Linked DNA regions of Mus musculus: region 2 is linked to region 1. A link is a loop called in an ENCODE intact Hi-C map of the cell type or tissue named here. Cell type or tissue: heart. All regions are shown on one strand. Each heading gives the region's core, and the rest is flanking DNA. Links, peaks and the distances in the headings are about the cores only.

Evidence for each region. Peaks named below come from ENCODE experiments on the same cell type or tissue, not always from the same donor. Only the 100,000 strongest peaks of a DNase experiment are listed, where the experiment ranks them.
Region 2: a loop joins it to region 1, with 6 times the contacts of the local background. A loop is called at or near these places in 4 of 42 quality-filtered maps.

What each region holds. Positions count from the first base shown.
Region 1 is chr5:52,685,897-52,688,818 of GRCm38, reverse strand. No RefSeq gene overlaps it. Among named protein-coding and RNA genes, the nearest start is that of Sepsecs, 18 kb to the right of the region's middle. In heart, for the core only: no CTCF peak of the experiment used is centred there; no DNase peak of the experiment used is centred there; H3K27ac peaks cover 673 bases.
Region 2 is chr5:52,737,340-52,740,261 of GRCm38, reverse strand. No RefSeq gene overlaps it. Among named protein-coding and RNA genes, the nearest start is that of Pi4k2b, 2.8 kb to the left of the region's middle. In heart, for the core only: no CTCF peak of the experiment used is centred there; no DNase peak of the experiment used is centred there.

The sequences.
Region 1 (2,922 bases), core at 275-2,774:
TATAGACTTGTCCAATCCCAGAAAAATCTCATCTGCGGGAGTATGACTGCTTCCTCCTTGCTCTGGGCCTGCATGACCCAGTGTACAGAAGCCTGATGACCCCCCATTCCTGCCACCCTTGAGGTAGTCACATAACCGGGTGACCAAATTACAGGCTAACCTTCCTCTTTCCCTATAGGGACATGTCCAATAAGAACTTGGAATTCCTCTTCATGCAAATGAAGCTTCTCTAGCCCCCCCAGCCCCAGCCTGTAATGTACACTCAGCCCAAAGCCCACTTCCCACGCCCCGAGGTTGGTATAGCCCTTGTTCACCACCAATAAAGAGAACCGGTTCGCTGAAAACCATCTTTGGAGGAGGCTGTTTCTTCTGCACTCACACAGACTCTCACCCACCTGAGTCCAGCCCAGTGCACAATGGTACTTGGATACCCCAAGTTGGCAGGATTCAGGGTGCCCCAGCCTCAAGTCACCCCTCTGCAGAAGGCACTCCTGTTTTCCTGCCTTCCTTCTCTTCTTGGTATAAAAGCCAGTCAAGGAACACTGGAGGCACCTTGGCCTCGGGAAGCAAGTCTGCAGGTGAACTTTGTCCTGCATTCCAAGAGCACAGTGCTACATTTGCTGATCCACCCAGTCAAAAAAAAAAAAAAAAAAAAAAAGATTTAGAAAGGTATTGAGATTCCTTTAGAGGTTATATTGAGATAGAAATGAACAGTGTCTTTGTCATGTATGTGGTGTACGTGTATGTATGTATGTATGTATGCTACCAATGCCTGTGAGAGAGCTGCAAGCAGGGGAGGTGGTATTTGCAATTACACTGCTATCTGACCCTTGCTTGAAGCTCAGAATAGCAACAGTCAGGAGAGAGCAAAAACAAATCTCTAGTCAGCACTCCATTCTGCTCTGACAGTCACTGTGATTCATGTACCAGGCCATTAATCCAGTAAGAAGCCACTAAACGGCAGACGAACAAAACCAGGAATGGCCTGTGAGAGCTGTCAGTCATGCCTCCCAGCACCTTTATGTACTTGAAAGCGAAGGGGATTCTAGGAGTATGTGGAGAGTACCCGGAACTCCAGTCTCCAATAGCAACCTGGGAATAAATTGAGGACTTATTTTATACAAGTGGCTAGGCTGGCACAGGGATGAATAGGAAGCCTGGGGTTGATCTTTAGGAGATCAAAACTGGAGAGAAGTCTCAATTTCTGCTTTTCCTTGCTTTGTTCTCAGCCAGTCCTGCAAAGCAACCCTTAATGTATCCTCCAAACCTCCTTTCCACCCCAAGACTAATGCCTCTTTCCTGATAATCCTGCCCCATTTTCTGCCTTTTAGCACTGGGGATCAAATCAGGACCTTGCAGACACTGGGTATACACACTATAGCTGAACTGAACGACAGGTCTTCCTGTCCCTTTCTTAGGTAGAAGTGGACACTTGCAGATTTTCTTTCCTAAAAGCAATGTGATCCTATCATGTTAACTGGTAGGAAGACTTTCCCTCTGGTTTTAAGGAAGAAACTCAAGCTCCTTACTAAGGCTCTTTACTTTCATTACCCTGCTGGCTCCCCAGGCCTGCCCACAGTAGAATTCTTTAATCCAGGCATTCTCTTGCTAATTTCTAGGTGTGTTAGCTCCTTTTCCTGTTGCTGTAATAAAATATCCTGACAAAAACAATTTAAGGGAGAATGAGTCTCTTCTGGCTCACAGTTCAATGTCACAGTCCATCATAGTGGGGAAGTCACGTCACCAGGAGCTCCAGACAGCTACTCATGTCAAGAAGCAGAGAGCAATGAATGCTTGTGCCCAGCTAGCTTTCAGATATGCAGCCTAGGGAATGGCACCACCTGCAGTGGCAGTGAGCAAATCTTCTCATTCCACTCAACCTAATCAAAATAATCCCTGAAGGCATGTCTGGAGGCTTGTCTCCCAGGGGATTCTAGATTTTATTTAGTTGACAACACAGACTAAAGATCATACCGGACCTCTATGTTCCAAGCAGCTGTTCCCCCTACAATATATCCTCAACTCTCATTCTGTTAGCTAAGACTTCAAGACACCACCCCATCTTCTCTTACTGCACCCTATGTGAAGGTATCTCCTACCTGTGCTTTCTCCTCTATCACATACACTGTGCCTGAGTCCTAAGTGTCTCAGTGAATCAGACTGCAAGAACTTGGATTCCTCTTTGCCCGCTCAGCACCTGGTGGGGTCCCAGGCACCTGCTACATGCCCAGTGTTTGCTGACTGGACTTGAACAAGTGCTTCTGCAAGATCATAATAAATAAGACAAGAGTGGCTTATTCAGGGACAGCTGTAATGTGCATCTATCTCTATGTAATCCCTACTTGGCTTCTAATACTGCACTTAGAAAAATTGTCATGGGCAATTGAACACCTCATGGTTCCTGACTGATGTATGGGAGTGGTATGCTCTCAGAAAGGAGACAAGGTTTATTATCTGTGAGGAAATCAAAACACAAGTCTTCGGTATAATGCTGCCTCTCCATGATATGAACACTGGTGTTCAAGTGGCACATGTATAGAAGGTGTATGTGCTAGCAGATTGAATATTTACATAAGTACATAAGTACAAAGTTTACAACCTGTGATTTTGTTGAACCCTTTGCCTTATTTTGACTCAGTTTTGCTTAACAGATTAAAAATCAGTTTCCATGGGCTACTATAAAAAGAATGCTACAAGTACGGTAGTTTCAGACGTATTCTCTGGAGCTGCAGAGATGGCTCAGCATCAGGAGTGCTTTGTTGATCTTCCTGAGGACCTGAGTTCGGTTCCCAACATCCCTGTGGAACAGCTTACAATCCACAACACCAATACCCTATTCTGGCCTCTGAAGGGCAACTACCCACCTGTGGCAGATACTCACACATACATGTACACTCAAACAAACAAGCAAGCAATCTGTCC
Region 2 (2,922 bases), core at 121-2,620, 52 kb before region 1:
CTAAGATGGGATTTCTCTGAGTTGCCCTGGCCATCCTGGCTGGCCTTAAACTCAGATCTACCTGCTTCTGCCTCTCAAGCACTGAGATTAAAGGTGTGCGCCACCACCACATGGTGGTTGGATGGTTTTTATCTCCCAGTTGATTCTATTATTTAAGTATTGCCAGTGTTGTGCAGGTTACCCATTTACCACAGACTTTTTCATCTAGTACTGAGAGGAGGTTATTACAATCCTTATTACTGTGGATTTGTATGCTCAGTTGGCTTTTATGACTTCCTAGTAATTTTAGATTTTGAATTAAAATACTACATGTGTGTGTGAAGGTCAGAGAACAACTTGCAGAAGTTAGTGTTCTCTTTCCAGCCTGTAGGTCCTGCAGAATAAAAGAAACACAAGATCAGTAGCAAGCCCTGCGCCAGTCCTGCTTTGGCCTTCTTAACAATTACTCTAAACTATTTTTTCTTATCTCTAGTTATTCTCTGGCTTTGAAGTCCGGGTTGTCTGATATTAGTAACTGCTTTACCCTTCTTAGGCTTACTGCTCGTCCTAGGTAAATATTTTCCACTCTTCATTCTATTAGTGTCTTTATATTTAATTTTTCTATGTGTCACATATAGTTTACAGTGTGGACTTTTAAAATCCAGTTTGGTAGTCTCTATATTTCAGTTGGAGTTTTTAGTCCATGTACATATAATATAATGATAACATGGATGGGTTTAAACCTACTATTTTGAAATTTTTATCTTGTTTGTTTCATCCTTCTTTATTGTTGTTGTTTTTTGGTTTCTTTTGTGTTAATCTAGTATTTTTTTGTTAGTTCATTCTAGTCTCACCACTGGTTTTCTGCTAATATTTCTTTTATGTAAATTTTTAATGGTTGCTCTGGGGCTCATGGTATACAACCTTAAATTATTCTAATGTATTAAGAGGTTATATTATACTAACTGTCATAAAATACAAGAACCCTGCAAAGCTGTAGCTCATTTATCAGCCACTTTTAATGGTTTTATCGCCAAGTAAAATAGACCTGCATACATTAAATACGACATAAACATTTAGCTTTAAACACTTGTGTATTTTAAACAAGTTAATAATTTCTGGCATTTTATATTTACTATTTCTAGTATTCTTCATTCCTTCTTTTTTCAATATTGAAAATATTGAAATTTTTGATGTGAGAAAGACTAAGTCAACTTTTTAAAACAAACACGCCATAACAATATGGCACGATTTCCATAATCAACACCCATAAAATGGCATCAGTACAAAAATCTAAGCAAATCTTAAAAGAAACCGGCTATAAACGTAAAGAATTCTTATAATTTGTAAATTTGAATTGTATACTTGCATTTATGTCACATGCTCCTCCCTTTCCCTGTGAAGCTTCTTCCTAAAATAAATATTACACGATGGCTCTAATTACTAATGTACTGTTTTATTACCTCTTTTATTTATTAATTATTATTATTATTATCATCATCATTATCATTATATGTAAGTACACTGTAGCTGTCTTCAGACAGACCAGAAGAGGGCGTCATATCTGGTTGTGAGCCACCATGTGGTTGCTGGGATTTGAACTCAGGACCTTCTGAAGAGCAGTCAGTGCTCTTAACTCGCTGAGCCATCTCTCCAGCCCCTGTTTTATTCCCTCTTAGAAGTCTGATTTTCTACCTAGTACCATTTTCCTTCCCAGTGAAGAAATTAGCACGGTTAGTTATAACACAGATCTGGGGATGATGTCTATGGTTTTATTTACTTGGGGTGGTTTATTTCACCGGCATTTTCAAATGGTCGTGGATCGCACGTCGGTCGCCTTTCTTGCCACCATGACCAAAGCATCTGATGGAAACAACCCAGGAGAGGAAAGATCATTTTCAATTATGATTCCAGAAATTCCAAGTCATCTGAGTGGGAAAAGGTCTTACAGGAGGTGCCTGAGGCAGAGACACCCCCCTCCCCCCCCCCATTAGGAAAGACATGGAGCAAAAGCCATGTCCCATATCAAAGGCACTGTCACCTCCAGAGTCACATACTTCTGCCCACCAGACCCATCTTCCTAAAGGCTGTACCACCTCTCACATCAGCAGCCTGGGAACAAAGCGTGAGCCGGCGGAGGAGGGCATTCCAGATGCCAACCACAACTGCTATTGTTACTGCCCTTATCCAAGCTCAGTTCTAAAATATCTTGTGTGGCCTTTGTTATCTCTGAGTCCACCTACCTGTCCCATTTGTACTATGACACTATTTTTCTGGTGGGCATTAAGATTTTATCTTTGTCTTTGTTTTTTTTTTGTTTGTTTGGCTTTTGTTTTTTCATGATTTTAGAGCTTTATTGTAGAAAGGCAGAGAGAGAGAGAGAGAGAGAGAGAGAAAGAGAGAGAGAGAGAGAGAGAGAGAGAGAGAGAGAGAGAGGAGAAGGGAGGGAGGAAGGAGAGCAAGAGATGAGAGTAAGAGAGGTGAGAGCTTGAGCTGCTATAGTTTTAAATAACTACACTATGGTGTGGTTTCTCCTTAGAGATAGCCTGCTTGGATTTTGCTAAGACCTTTTGTGAGCCATGCTGTAAGTGCTGGGAATGAAGCCCAGGTCCTTGCTAAGAGCAGCTGTTACTCTTAACCACTGAGCCACCTGCCTGCCTCTCCAGCCATGGCTGAGATTTTTCTTAAGCTGTAGATTTATGTTTTAAAAAAATTGGGGGGGGGTGTTGATCTCATTTGTTTCTTCAAATGTTTTTTTCTGTCTCATTTTCTCTTTTCTTTCTAAAATACCTACTACATGTATGTCAGACTTCCTGGTATTGTCCCAAGACTCTTGTTCCACTTCCTTTTAAAATAGATTTTTGTCACTTTTCTTTATGTAGGAAACTTCTCTTAATCTGTTTCACATTCCCTGACCTTTTTTAACTATCTAATAAAATAACT